Linked DNA regions of Homo sapiens: all the other regions are linked to region 3. The links are chromatin contacts, found by Hi-C or POLR2A ChIA-PET in ENCODE. All regions are on one chromosome and are shown on one strand. Each heading gives the region's core, a stretch centred on a gene start or an enhancer-like site at or near the end of the contact. The rest is flanking DNA. Distances are from core to core; before and after follow the strand shown.

Evidence for each region. Hi-C counts contacts between places; a loop is a spot of excess contacts on that map. ChIA-PET counts read pairs that join two places held with the same protein, here RNA polymerase II (POLR2A). Pooled maps may share reads with other maps.
Region 1: a loop to region 3 is called in a pooled map, with 2.0 times the contacts of the local background. The contact joins the promoter of C1orf122 here to the promoter of LAPTM5 in region 3. A Hi-C loop is called at or near these places in 1 of 50 pooled maps. POLR2A ChIA-PET finds 5 or more read pairs at or near these places in 2 of 52 experiments (CD8-positive, alpha-beta memory T cell and activated T-cell).
Region 2: a loop to region 3 is called in a pooled map, with 16 times the contacts of the local background. The contact joins the promoter of STK40 here to the promoter of LAPTM5 in region 3. A Hi-C loop is called at or near these places in 1 of 37 single-sample maps with no recorded cell type and 5 of 50 pooled maps. POLR2A ChIA-PET finds 5 or more read pairs at or near these places in 1 of 52 experiments (H1).
Region 4: a map of CD8-positive, alpha-beta T cell shows a loop between it and region 3 (7-fold over the local background). The contact joins the promoter of ZC3H12A here to the promoter of LAPTM5 in region 3. A Hi-C loop is called at or near these places in 2 of 168 maps with a recorded cell type or tissue (CD8-positive, alpha-beta T cell and naive thymus-derived CD4-positive, alpha-beta T cell) and 7 of 50 pooled maps.

Annotation. Positions count from the first base shown.
Region 1 is chr1:37,805,740-37,809,088 of GRCh38, forward strand. It overlaps C1orf122 (chromosome 1 open reading frame 122), which reads left to right and starts at 2,051. Exons shown (of 3, transcript NM_198446.3): 1 at 2,051-2,700; 2 at 2,792-2,993; 3 at 3,239-3,349. The coding sequence starts at 2,666. The coding sequence ends at 3,334. It overlaps YRDC (yrdC N6-threonylcarbamoyltransferase domain containing), which reads right to left and starts at 2,469. Exons shown (of 5, transcript NM_024640.4): 1 at 2,053-2,469; 2 at 1,362-1,476; 3 at 1,118-1,237. The coding sequence starts at 2,441. RefSeq lists silencers at 2,119-2,378, 2,559-3,108.
Region 2 is chr1:36,383,808-36,387,173 of GRCh38, forward strand. STK40 (serine/threonine kinase 40) reads right to left here and starts at 2,117. Exons shown (of 11, transcript NM_001282547.2): 1 at 1,916-2,117. It overlaps LOC124904012 (a long non-coding RNA gene), which reads left to right and starts at 2,384. Exons shown (of 2, transcript XR_007065779.1): 1 at 2,384-2,520; 2 at 2,612-3,366. RefSeq lists silencers at 1,275-1,324, 1,625-1,694, 1,845-2,224 and enhancers at 2,431-3,366, 2,455-2,564, 2,595-2,964.
Region 3 is chr1:30,755,976-30,759,210 of GRCh38, forward strand. LAPTM5 (lysosomal protein transmembrane 5) reads right to left here and starts at 1,799. Exons shown (of 8, transcript NM_006762.3): 1 at 1,684-1,799. The coding sequence starts at 1,770. RefSeq lists enhancers at 606-1,402, 1,531-1,810, 2,879-2,948.
Region 4 is chr1:37,472,604-37,476,188 of GRCh38, forward strand. It overlaps ZC3H12A (zinc finger CCCH-type containing 12A), which reads left to right and starts at 1,977. Exons shown (of 6, transcript NM_025079.3): 1 at 1,977-2,026; 2 at 2,856-3,336. The coding sequence starts at 2,894. It overlaps LITATS1 (lncRNA induced by TGF-beta and antagonizes TGF-beta signaling 1), which reads right to left and starts at 1,840. Exons shown (of 3, transcript NR_038842.1): 1 at 1,541-1,840. RefSeq lists silencers at 1,152-1,251, 1,712-2,171 and an enhancer at 2,822-2,921.

The DNA of each region.
Region 1 (3,349 bases), core at 801-3,300, 7.1 Mb after region 3:
GCCCCACTCTAGGTCTGGGAATGGAAAACCCATCGAATGGAGTTCTGAGCAGGGATACGGGCTCTAACTCTGGACTTTCCATCGTATCTCTATGTGACTGCACGCAAGTTACTCTATCCAGGCTTATTAGCTGGATGTAATAAGCCCAAGGAAGGCCCAAGGCCTGATGCTGGATACTATGTGTGATACTATGTGTCTGGCCGAGTCTGGGGACACAATGTAGCTTATTACTACGTTTTACATCTTAGTAATAAGAAAAAAAACGAAATTTCTATGTGTCCTCCTTTGTTCTAATCTATGTAGCCAAGAAAGGATTAGGATGATCCTTTCTTTGATCTGGCTTGTGGCAGAGATAAGAGAACAGGGGCGAGAATCAAAAACTGGTTAAAAATCTGAGTCAGTCACTTAATGGCTGTGTGACCTGGAACAAGTGATTTAACTTTCTGGAGGCTAAACTTCATCTTTTTTTTTTTTTTTAAGAGACAGAGTCTCGCTCTAGAGCCCTGCCTGGAGTACAGTGGCACAATCTGAGCTCACTGTAACCTCTGCCTCCCAGGTTCAAGTGATTCTCCTGCCTCAGCCTCCCAAGTAGCTGGGATTACAGGCATGCGCCACCATGTCTGGCTAATCTTTGTATTTTTTATTAGAGATGGAGTTTTGCCATGTTAGCCAGGCTGGTCTCAAACTCCTGACCTCACATGATCCACCTGCTTGGGCCTCCCAAAGTGCTGGGGTCACAGGCATGAGCCACTGCCCTTGGCCTTCTTCATCTTTCTTTACAGCACTGTCGTGAAGATTTATAGCCTAACTGTGTTCTCCAGAAACTGTTATCTCCAGAAAAACAGGAAGACATTGTTCTTATAATCTTTCCTATTATTATAAAGACTGAAGAAAAGACCAATTCTCCCCCTGGCTTTTCAGACTTTGAGATAAAATCTTTCAAATTTTTTTAATTTATATTGCCCCCCACCACCTCCCTGCCAGCTGGGCAACCTTCCCACTGTTGGCCCAAGAACTCTCATGCCTGGCCATCCCAGTGTACTATCAATGCCACTGATTCACAGAAAACAGTATGTGCGCTGGTGACATTTCCAGGGGAAGGACTGGGTAAACTCACCTCGACATTCAGAGAACTGGCCTGGGAGCTGAGGTTGGCACTAGTGAGAGCAAGCGGACCCTCAAACATCTGAGCCAAGTCTTGCATAAAAGCATGATCAGGAATCCGAATGCCTACAAGCTGTAAGGCAAGGGGAAAGGGATCATGAGAAAGGTTGGAAGGGATAAGAGGGTAAGTCTTATCTGGATCCTAGTGAAAGCCAAGTGGCCTGGAGTCTGGGGACACAAGAGAAAACTTGACTCACAGGCGTAAAAGGGTTTAGGTCCTTGTTGAGCTCCTCCGAGCGTTCCATCACCAGGGTCACTGGTCCTGGCAGTAGGTCTTTCAGGAGCCCCTCAGGTACTCTCACACGGCAGTATCTGGGAAACACAGAAGAATAAATCCATTCAAAATTGAAGGGCCACTGGTGGTCCTTTCCTAGACTCTAGGCAGACGTAGAAAAGGAATCCTTCGAGTTTACAATGGGAGCCGCCTGTCTCCCTGCTTCACCTCCCTAAGAGCTTGAGCAGAAAGCAGGGCTCCAGAGGCGCACCCCTGGCTTGACGCCCATGTGCCTCTGGTCTCAGGGACTACAACAGCTGCACCGCTGTGATATCATGATAGTGGGATCAAGCTCCACGTTTTATTTTCTTCAAGGCATTCGCTATTAAATTAAGCTACTGTGTTTGTTTGCTTTTTTCCCGGGGGCCTCCCCAATTAGCACAAATACGCCAAGGGAACAGGGTCCCTGCCTTTCTCGTGTGTTGCTGCTTCCCAGCAGCATGTAGTTCAGGGCCCGGGGCACGTTAAGTCCTCGGTACATATTTCCAGTTCCGGATTCCTTGGTGAGCCTGGACAAGCCCCTCCCGCTCTCTGCGCCTCAGTCTCCCAAGCCTGTCACCGGAAACCCCTCCCGCGGTGCCGCCCCTAGCGGGGCCGGGTCGGGGCGGCCTTACCTGTAGACGTCGGCCACGCGGCCGAGGCATACGGCCAGAGGCTTGGCCTCGCTGCGACCCTTGAGGCGGTACACAGCGCGCAGAGCCGCCGAGCAGCTCGCCGCGCAGGCCAGGCCGTACAGCGTATCGGTGGGGACGGCCACCACGGCGCCGGCGCGCAGCTCGGCCACGGCGGCCCGCAGCGCCTCGGTCCAGCCGGCGCGCTCCGGGCTCGCGGCCTGCACGGCCCCGCTCCCCGGGAGCCGCAACAGCCGGGCGCCGGGGGCCGCCGGAGCGGGACTCGGCGGGCGGAAGAGGCGACCGCTCCGGGAGCCAGCAGGCCCCTCGCTCAACCCCACGCTGGCAGCCACCGCGGCCCTCATCCCCCTGCACCGACGCGCCGGAGACATCCGCCCAGGCCCGCTTCCGGGAGGAAGTGACGCTCCCAGCCAGCTTCCGGTCCAGGAGACTCGGCCCCGCCTCTGCGCCGGGCAGCTTAAAGGGACCACGACCCCCAGGAGGATTGAAGGAGACCGGTGGGGACGGGGCGGGGCGCAGCCTTGCGAAGCCCTAACGCAGCGCTGGGGAGGGGGGCGGCCGAAAGGGGGGCGGTGGTCGGGCCGCGCAAGCGGAGATGGAATGGGGCCCGGGCTCAGACTGGTCACGGGGGTGAGAGGGGGCCCGTCGGGGCGGGAGGAAGGGGCTTGGCCCCGCGCAAGCGCCGGCCCTGACCGTCTGTCTCTCGCTCTCTCCCGGGCAGGGAGGCTGCCGGCGTGGACCGCGGGAAGGCGGGGCTGGGGCTCGGCGGGAGGCCACCCCCACAGCCGCCCCGGGAGGAGCGCGCCCAGCAGCTGCTGGACGCGGTGGAGCAGCGGCAGCGGCAGCTCCTGGACACCATCGCAGCCTGCGAGGAGATGTTACGGCAGCTGGGCCGCCGGCGCCCGGAGCCGGCTGGTGGCGGGGTTAGTGCCCACCCTGGGCTGGGCTGGGGTGGGGTGGGGTCTGCCCACTGGCTAGGCTGGCCAAGCCCTAGCTTACCCTGGAGGGGGGAAGTATGTCTCCGCCGCTTTATCCCTAACCTCCTTTGATCTGGTGAGAGGTTTCGAAAAAGTTAATACTATCCAAATGCCAAATGGCCACATCCTTGTGGGGCCTAATCCAAGGCCTTGCCTCCCAGCCTCACTTTTTTCCTTTCTGTTCCAACTAGAACGTCTCAGCCAAACCTGGAGCGCCCCCCCAGCCGGCTGTCTCCGCCAGAGGCGGCTTTCCAAAGGATGCTGGCGATGGAGCTGCGGAGCCCTGACCATCCCCGAGCAGA
Region 2 (3,366 bases), core at 867-3,366, 5.6 Mb after region 3:
CTATGAGTTTATTTGTCTATCTCGCTCTCAAAGTATTCATTCTCACCTGGCTAAGCCTCCCCTCCTCTCCTTTTAGACTCAGCTCCAGCATCACTTCTGCCAAGCCTTTTCATGGCACACTCCCGTCCCCACCCCACCCCCAAGGCTGAGCTCACAGCTTTCTCCCTTTCTCCACTGGGCTCCCACAGTACTCTCTTGCTGCTGCTATTAGCTTCTTCTTCTTCTTTTTTTTTTTTTTTTGAGACAGAGTCTCACTCTGTTACTCAGGCTGGAGTGCACTGGCTTGATCTCGGCTCACTGCAACCTCTGCCTCATAGGTTCAAGCAATTCTCCTGCCTCAGCCTCCCGAGTAGCTGGGATTACAGGCCTGTGCCACCATGCCCAGCTAATTTTTCTATTTTCAGTAGAGATGGGGTTTCACCATGTTAGCCAGGCTGGTCTCGAACTCCTGACCTCAGGTGATCCGCCCGCCTCGGCTTCCCAAAGTGTTGGGATTACAGGCATGAGCCACGGCGCCCAGCCACTACTAGCTTCTTTAGACCACATTTCAACCATTTGTTTACAGGTCAATTTCCCTTAATTAGACTGTATGCTCCTTGAAATAAAAATAGATAACATTTATTGAATTCTTATTACGTGGCAAACATGGTTGTATGTTTTACATGTTAACTTTTTACTCTTCATAATATCTCTCTCTGTTATCATCCTTGTTTTATAGACGAAGACACTGAGGCACAGGGAGACTAAGCAATGTGCCCAGGTACACACAGCTGGAAAGTTGCTGAGCCAGAATTTGAACTCAGGAAGTCTGGCTCCAAAGCCTACTCTTAACCACTATGCTGTCTAGCACTTGCCTCTAGGCAAGGACTCTTGTTGTGGTCATGTGAGAAATGAATGAATGAATGAATGAGGACTGTCTAGATTAACCCAACCAACAACTTGCACAGCACGGCCATTAGGAAGCACTAAAGGAGCTCACAGGCACTGTTTACAAACAAGATTATTTTGGCCCTACAATTACACATTCTGCTCTTCCTTATCTCACGCAAAACTACTCAAAGAGGGAAAGGCGCCCAGCCCAGTATGCCTACCCTCTTCCCCACTGGTTCTCAAAACCAAAGCAAAGCCAACCGGTTTCCTCCAGTGACTTAAAACAGAGCAAAGTCTATCCTGCCACACAGAGGGCGGCTGTCATCTCTTCCTTCCGCTAACAAAAGGGCTTCAAACCTGGGGATTGGGGTGGGCAGAAAACTCGGCATCAGGAATCCGAATGTCCCTACCTAACTGGCTGGAAGGCGGGGCCAAGTGGCGTGGGAATGGGCGGGCCTGACCGGCTCGGCAGGTGAAACACTGACCACAGCAAGCTCTCCTTGGAAAAGGCCGGCCAAACGTGGCCTTGGCAAGCAGGTAGCTGTGACTCGTACCTGAACGCCGCCCGGGATATGAAAATTCCCCAGCAGCGGTAGCGCCCGTGCCAGAGTGAGGGCTCTTGGAGGAAGCCCTGGCTGGCCCTCCCTGGGGACTCGTTCTAACTATCAAGTCACCCTCGGGATTAGGAGGGAAACACGGAGAGGCAGAAGGTGTCTTTTTGGAAAGATCTGGCTGGATTCACACGCCGGTTGCTTCACTCACTGGCTGGGTGACTCTAGGCAAAGCTGGCAGTGCCCACTTCCCAGAGCTGCGGCGGGGACTGAAGCTCCCGCGGCCTCCCGGTACCCGGCGCGAGGCAGCCCTCGCCCCTGCCGCCGGGGAAGGGCAGAGCCCCAGCGGAGGAGGGGGCATTCGCCGGGGCCATTTCTGCTGCACTCAGATGGCTTCAGGCTGTCACTCCGATTCCACCGCCGCGGCCGCCGGGGCCCGCCCCGCCTACCCGCAACCCCCACCCGGCTCCCCGCTCCTGGACCCCTGCCCTCACCTTCGCCGGGTGGTCAGAGCTATTCGCCCATAGTCCGTAGCCCAGAGCCGGGGCTGCTCGGCTCTCCCTCCCGGGGGGCCGGGGCCGGGCTGGAGGCGTGCGAGCCTCTCACCGCCGCCTCCCAGCGCAGCCACCCGAGCCGCCGCCGCCGCCGCCGCCGCCTCCCTCCATGGCTGCGGCGCCGCCACCTGACAACGGAAGTGACGCACCGCCCCCCTCCTCCCCAGCCTTAGCCGCGGCCCCGCCCCCCCGGGCCCCGCCCTCCGCCTGCGTCTCCAGCCCCACGGCTTTCGGATTGGGGCGCCATCTTGACGATGGGCGGAAGACTTCAGGCAAGAGGCCAGAGTCCGATTGAGGATTGGTTCAGGGTGGGGTCTGGGCGAAACCTGTTACACGATTGGAGGCCGAGGCTCTAATGGGGCGGTACTTACTGCTGATCTATATCTGCGGCGAGGCTGGGACGGAGGCACCGCCCCGCCCGACCCCACAGAACCTCGCGGGCCCTACACTCCCCCTGCCGAGGTTGAAGTCCCCAGCGGTTGGAAGATCGGCCAATTGTAGTGTATTTATCAGAAAAGTGACTCATCCTTGATCCTCATTTCCCGGTTTGTGGAACTCTGTGAGGAAAGCCCTGCAGTTAGGCTCAATAAAAGACAGAAATTCCTGTCGCAGCGCTCATAATTCATTTCCCTCTAGGTCTGTCGCCTTTGTAGAAACCCCGAGGATGGCAACCTTCAACCTGGAGATCCCTGAAGCCTTGACCAGGGAGGTTTACAGTGAAGCGTTCCTATTAGCGACTACAGCTATCTAACCTCAGTTCCTCCTGCTGCAGTTTCGGTCCCTTTCTCCTCCTCCTCCAGCAACCACGCCCTCCATGAATCAGCTTCTTGCACCAGCAGATGAGCCCTTTAAAGGGATTGCATCAGGCAAGTGACTCACTGGGGCCCTCTAAGAGCCTGGCTTCCCTCCCTTGGCATGCAGAAGCAGCTAGAAGGGCTCAGTGGCAGCAGCACCAGCGGCCGTAGCCCCACTCCCTTGTCCCAGAGGTGTGAGTCAGGGTGTTTGCTGCTTATGATGTCTAACTCTTGGCTGTCTTTCCAGCTGTCCCCTGGGTCACTCTATATCCATGTGTGGGCACACGTGTCTAAGCTTGTGTGCACTGCTGGGTTTTCCTAGGGTGTGTGGCCACTTGTGTGTATGTGCATTTGTCATCTCCACATAGGCAGTGCCAGGACACAAGAGCTGATATGAGTGAAGTCTGGCTGCCTCTACCTGTGTCCTTTGTCTCTGAATGCCTGGTGCCCACTGAGCTGCTGATAGGGCTGACTAACAAGAGTAATCAGGACAGCTCCCACCGTTGTGCCACACTCTGCATGGAGCACTTGAGACAGTATTAGGTAGGAGGCTGTTTACAGCTGAGGAAGCCAGTGCTCAGAGAAGGAAATTAATGT
Region 3 (3,235 bases), core at 549-3,048:
CCTGCCCAGACCCTAGAGGCATCAGAGTTGGAGACCTCTGAGCCAGTCAACATCACCTTACCCCTGACTTTATAAAAGGGAAACTGAGGCCCAGAGAGAGGCTTGTCTGAGCCCATACAGCCAGTTAGTGGCAGGGCTGGGGTGAGGACCCAGGGACTTGCTACCTGTGAGGCGCCCCTGCATGCCACACTGTCCTTCTAAGAATGTGCATAGTCTCAGAGCTTGAAGGCCTAAAATACAGGGTACAGGGACACTCAAAGAGTGATTTGCTTCTCTCAGCTCTTGCATTGGCAGGAGCTCGGAAGGACAACCTCTGAGTTCCTCCTCCCAAAACTAGAGTCCTTGAATCTGACAACTTGACTCCAAGGATGCTGACAGCAGGTGCCATGTCTGATGCACAACGAATAATAAAGCACTCACCTGTGCGTCAGGCGTGGTTCTGCATGCTTTGTATGTATCAACTCCCTGAGCCTCACAACAAACCCTATCAGATGGGTATGATAATTCACATCCCCATTTTTTTAAATGAGAAAACTGAGGCTCAGAGAGGTTAAGTAAATTGCCCAAGGCTGCAGAGCTGGGAAGCAGGGAAGCCAGGATTTGCATGCAGGAGTCTGCATCCAGAGGCCGTGGGCTAACCACTGAACAGCATCGCCCCCCTGAAGGCTGGGCTCTTGCCACAGCTCTGCCTGCCCTGCCTGTGACAGGAAGCAGACGCAGGCAGGTCTGAGTTTGCAGCAACCCACCGCAGCATGTGGATCTAGGCTAATTTTGAGGAAGCCCTTCCAGACTCATGAGAAAACTGTTAACCACAGGCCCTGAGTCACCCCAGGAGGAAGTCGCTTGGGTCTAGGGGAGATGAGTGTGGCCAGGAGTTTGGGAGTAGGGTGGGTCTAGGCAGGACAGTACAAGGACACTGACCCTCAGCCACCCCAGGCAGAGGGGCAGCCTTGGCCCCCGGGCACTGTGACTTGCCCAAGACCACACTGTGAGTCACCAGGAAAGGAGGAACCAGTGACAGCCGTGACTTCACAAGTTGCCCAACAAGAGCTTGGGCCGGACAAGTTACCCTAATGATTAGCACAGGTCTCAAGTTCTCTTTGGTGGGCAGAAGGCCGTGGTTTGACTGAGCTGGAAGCTGAGAGGACACGGCCCCTGCCTCCCCACTGGAGGCACAAAGGGGAGATCCCCACTTCTCATCCCCTCGAGTGGCCCAGGCTCCCTCCAGGCCCCAGGGGAAGAATCGGGGCTGTGTCTGCGGCCGACCTCACATCCCGGTCAAACAATCCCAGCCCACGTTCCTCCCAAGATCCCTGCCTTCCAAAGCACTTTCACATCTGCTGTTGGCTTTGCACACAAATAACCTTCCGGCTGCTGCTGTGCCCCATCTCACAGAGGCAGAAACGGAGCCAGCCTCGGAGTGAACGTCAGTTACATTTGCCTGGAAAGTGGATTCCAGCTCCCTTACTCCTCACTCTTGCGGCATCTCCCCAGGGTACCCCCAGCCATTTGACAGAGAAGGAAACTGAGGCCCAGAGCAGGACAGGGATTTGCCCAGGGTCCCCCAGAGAGGTGGAGAGCAGGAGTTCTTTCATTTGTGGGGCTCCGTAGATGACGGGTCACCGCAGACATTCACACTCACACAAGCACGCACGCACACACACCCGGGGCCCGCACACTCACCACATGGTAGATGGCCAGGGCGGTGGTTGCGATGCGGACATTGAAGCAGCAGCAGGTCTGGCGGACAGTGGACAAGCGGGGGTCCATGGTGCTGCCGTCCCCTCCTCTGAGACACTGAAGGGGAAAGAGCCTGGTGCCTGGAGCAGGGCAGAGAAGGGGAAGCTGCTGGCTGCCCTCCTCACTTCCTTCCTGCCCCTTAGACAGGCAGGGACAAGGTCGTCACAGCTGGGGCGGGGCAGCTGGGGAGGGGGAGTGGGGACAGGGCAGCAGCCTGCCTCAGAGCACCCCACTGCCCTCTGCCATTCCCAGGAGGGGGTTCCAGAGAGGACAGACCCTAACACGGTCATCATGCCCTTCTCTGCACCAGGGCCAGGGTTCCACCGTTTCACACAGCTTGCTTACTAGAAGAACACTACCAACTTTGGAAGCCAGGACTGTTACCAAGCCCATTTCCAGATGAGGAAACAGCTGTCCAGAGAGGTCAAGGCACTTGCCCCAAATCACACAGTAGTTAGCACTGGTGGCAGAATTCAAACCCAGATCTGTCTGGCTGCAAAAATAGCTATTGTCTAGGAGGCATTTCCTGCCTCTTCCAGGCATGCTCCTGGATTCACTCCTTTCATCCTCACCTCAATCCTTTGAGAGAGGTACTATTATGATCCCCATTTTACAGATGAAGAAACTGAGGCACAGAGAGGGGGAATGATTCGTGCAAGGTCACACAGCTAGTCAATGAAGGTGCAAGGATTTTAACTGAGGCTGACTGGTGCTAGAAGCCTCCCTGGAGCTGGTGTTCTCTCCCACTTCCTCACCCTGAGCCGCAGGGAGAAGCTTGTTCTTCCTAAGCTACGAAGAGGCGTGCAGGGCTCCAGACAAGGACGGAAGAATAACCAGGAAGCAAACCCATCAACTGTGCGCCAGGCCCTGGGCTAGGCTTCTCTTCTAGGTGGGTCAATAACTCTTCACAGCAATCTGTGAGACCCGAACCTCACTTTCAGGGCCTCAAGACCCAATCCCCATACTCACACAAAATCAGGGATTGCTTTTCCCCCTTGATCTTGCAAAAAGTTGGAATTAATAAGCCACAACTCTTAGGCAAGCTACCCTGGAATCTCTACTCCCTCCTCAGATGATAAATTATCCATATTGCAATAAAGAAAGGGAATAGGAAGTACATGCAACATTTCTGGAAGAAGCCCTGCTTCATTCCACAGCTGAGCCCCTTTGCAATGCCAAGCTTCTAGTGCAGAGCAGACAGGAACTGCCATGAAGCCCTGCCCTCCCAGGAGATCATGGAGTTAGGATTGGACACTGCTGCAGCCCATCATTTCTGCCCCAGGAGAGGTTATAGAAAGTCCCTAAGCTCCTCCCACTTGGCAGGAGTTGCTCTGTTAGACCCACAAAACTTGATTGGTGGACTTGATCAATCCATTCTCCATGTGCCAATGAGACCAAGGGGACTCTGCAAGCTTTGGGCTCCTGGGAGGCCTGGCCTATCCCTTCCCAACTTCATTTTCAAGGCTGTTCCTGTTCCTTCATAAGCCTTGCTGAG
Region 4 (3,585 bases), core at 727-3,226, 6.7 Mb after region 3:
ACACCGCTAGGTAAGAGCAAGCAAGCCCAGAGGAACAGCCTCAGGGTCCAGATAGAGACGTACACGCCTGCCTCCCTGGGGTCTTTGGTGGCCTCCCGAACAAGCAGGTGTGGATGGGGAGATGGACTGCCTTGGAGAGAGCTACATGAGTTCCAGCTCCACCAGCCCCCAGAGCCTGAGCAGGTGACTTCACCTTTCTGAATCTCTGAACATCCATTTCCTCCACTGTACAATTTCATTAAGATACATACAAGAATATCCAAAGCACAGTCTTTGTAATAGAAAAAAAATCCTAGAAACAACATCCAACAGCAGGTGACTGAATAAGTAACCAGTGGTATATTCATAAAATGGGACACTATTCAGTAGTAAAATAAATTACAGGTATGCAGGCAATCAAAATGGATTTTTAAAAATATAATGCTGTATGAAAAAGGAAGTCACATAATTATGGAATGACTCCGTTTACACAAAGTAAAAAATAGCAAAACTATACAATATCCCACTTAGGGATGCATACAGAGGTGGTAAAACTACAAGAAAAAGCAAGAGAATGACTAGCACAATTAAAGTTCAGGAAACTAGTTCTTCAGGATGTGGGCAGGAGGCTGTGATGGGGGCACCCAGAGGGCCTCAAGGTACTGGCACTGGTCTATTTTTTAAGTTAGGTGATGGATACATGGCTTTTTTATTATTACTATTATTCTTTAAGCTGTACATGTACAGTTGTGTCTATGGTGTCTTTTACAATAAACAAGTATTTATTATAACACTAGCACTTATAGGATACATGCCTATGATGAGGTAGAGAGAATGTAACAAAGGACTGGCACATAGTAAGCACTGGTGGCATGTGGCTCTGTCCTCCAGCGTGTGGGCTCTGTGTTTTCTCTCTCTCTCTCTCACTCACACACACGCACGCACACACACACACACACATAGGAAGCCAGGCTCCCCTCTGCCCTCAGTCACTCGTGGTTCACAAAAATGGCAAATAATAGGAGCACTAGAATAGGAGCTCTCCATCCTGGTTCGAGTCTTTCCAGCTGGGGCAGTTTAGCCTTTGCAGAATTTCTCAAGGGTAACATCAGCATAATGACCTCTGTCTGTAAGCCCGTGAGTGTAAGCCTGTAAAGTGCTGTGCTCATGCGAGGGATCAGGTCTGACCTGGGAAACTAAAAGCATCTTCATGGAGCAAGGGTGCTCCTCCAGTGGGGGCGCTCAGTGAGTTCTGCGGTATGGGTGACAGTATTCTTGTGTGGACAGTATTCATGTGGTGATTGGGGTAAATGGCCCTCTTTTGCCTGGTTTTCTGCCTCGGTCATTGTGCATCTGCTGACTGAACCTGCCTTTTGGTCCTAGTAAAGTACAGATTTCAGGAAAAGTGTACCTGGCCCCGGGGGTGGCCAACCTCTGTGTGACGGCTTTAAGCACAGTGTGTCTTGAGGGGGCCTGACTCCATCTGAAAAGTGCCTGTCTGGATGTACCTGTCTATAACCATGGACCTGCCTCCAAGGTGCGTGGACCAACCTCCGCGTACCTGATTCACTCGATGCGCACCTGGCCGTACGTAGCTTCATCAGGCAGGGTGTACCTGTCAAGTTCTTAGGTCCGAGTGTTCGCGGCTTTACCTGTCCTGGTACCGCCGTCCGCACCTCGGTCAGTGCGTCCCCGGCAGGTGCGTGTACCTGATTCAGTCCGTGCTTATCTTGCGCATACGGGCCGTTCAGTGTCCCGCTCGGAGCTCGTCGCCGCCGCAGCCTTGAGGCTCCGACCCCCGCTTGGGCCCCGTCCGGCGCGCAGCGGCCGCGGGGGCGGGGCCGCGACGCGAGGAGCGGAGCAGGAAGGGGCGAGGCAGCCCCGCCCCCGGGGCGGTCTCCCGGGACGGCCCCGCCCCTTGCCCGCTTCCGCGTCAGTGCCTCACCACCACCTGCCCGCGCGCCGCCCCATATAAAGGCGCCGCCGTCCTTACCCCCAGGACTCGGCCCCATGGAGACGCCGCCGGCCGCCGCTGGCGCATGGCGGGGTGAGGCGCGGCGGGGAGGGTGCGGGCCTCGGCGGGGAAGCGGCAGGGAGCGCTCCGGCGGGGTCCGAGCCGAGCCGAGGGGAGGGGACGGGAGGGGACGGGAGGGGTGGAGAGGGGAGGGGACGGAAGGGTCGGGGTCCTGTTCCCCGGCCCGCCGGGCCTCAGGACCCCTCCAACTTTGCCCAAGTTGGGAGAGCCGGGGAAGAGCACCAGGTTCCTGATCGGGATCGCGGGCCGAGCAAGCGCGGGTCTCGGGCCGGGACAGCCTCGGCGTCACCAGCTCCCGGCAGCCAACCAAAGTTTTCCAGCAACTTTTCTCCCCACGGGTCACCCCAGAAACTTGCCCTCCCCGGCTCCGGGAGTCCGGCCATGGGCCTTGCGCTGCCTGGGCCTGAGCTCTGAGTGCCGGACGGGTGGGCGAAAGTGGTGGCCTCAGTGGGGAAGCCTTGGGCCCCGCAACGCACTTCCAGCCCCAGGATTCCATCTGAGAGCCCCGTCCCTGCCTTCTGGGTCCCCTGGGTTGGCGTGGGGGTTCGAGGCTTTACAGCTGGGGTAGTTCCAGTCTTAGTTCAGACTAAGTTCCGATCTTCGAGCCACCAGCTAACAGCTGGATGACCTTGAGCACGTTTTTAATGTCTGTGCCTCAGTTTCTCCCTTTATAGAATGGGAATGGGAATGCCTAGCTGGGAGAGCTTTTGAGAGGACAACCTGAACTAATAACACGATGCAGTGTGTAGTGCCACCAATCCCTCATCCTGCTGGATGTGGTTTTGGGAGGGAGGTTAGGAGAGAGCGCTATTCACCGTCCCTAACCCTGTTGGTTGTTCAGTAGGAGCTGTGGCGCGGGGCCTTCCAGGAGTCTGAGCTATGAGTGGCCCCTGTGGAGAGAAGCCTGTCCTGGAAGCCAGCCCCACCATGAGTCTGTGGGAATTTGAGGACAGCCACAGCCGTCAGGGCACCCCAAGGCCGGGTCAAGAGCTGGCCGCTGAGGAGGCCTCGGCCCTGGAACTGCAGATGAAGGTGGACTTCTTCCGGAAGCTGGGCTATTCATCCACGGAGATCCACAGCGTCCTGCAGAAGCTGGGCGTCCAGGCAGACACCAACACGGTGCTGGGTGAGCTGGTGAAACACGGGACAGCCACCGAGCGGGAGCGCCAGACCTCACCGGACCCCTGCCCTCAGCTCCCTCTAGTCCCGCGGGGTGGTGGCACCCCTAAGGCTCCCAACCTGGAGCCTCCACTCCCAGAAGAGGAAAAGGAGGGCAGCGACCTGAGACCAGTGGTCATCGATGGGAGCAACGTGGCCATGAGGTAAGTGTCACTTCTGTGGCCAGGACACATGAGGTTCGCATCTCTCCTGTGGCCAGGACACATGGAAGGATGACTGTCTCTGCAGCTCTGGTGGGCTGGAAGAAGTGACTTCCTTCTTAGGGACTGGTCTAGAGGGAGGGAAAGCCTTTTATGAGGCTAGGGTCGCGCTACTGGTAAGTGACAGAGGCAGGGTTCCAGCCCAGGTCCCTCTGTCCGCAGAGCTTACCTTATGCTGTGGGTCCCTCCCTG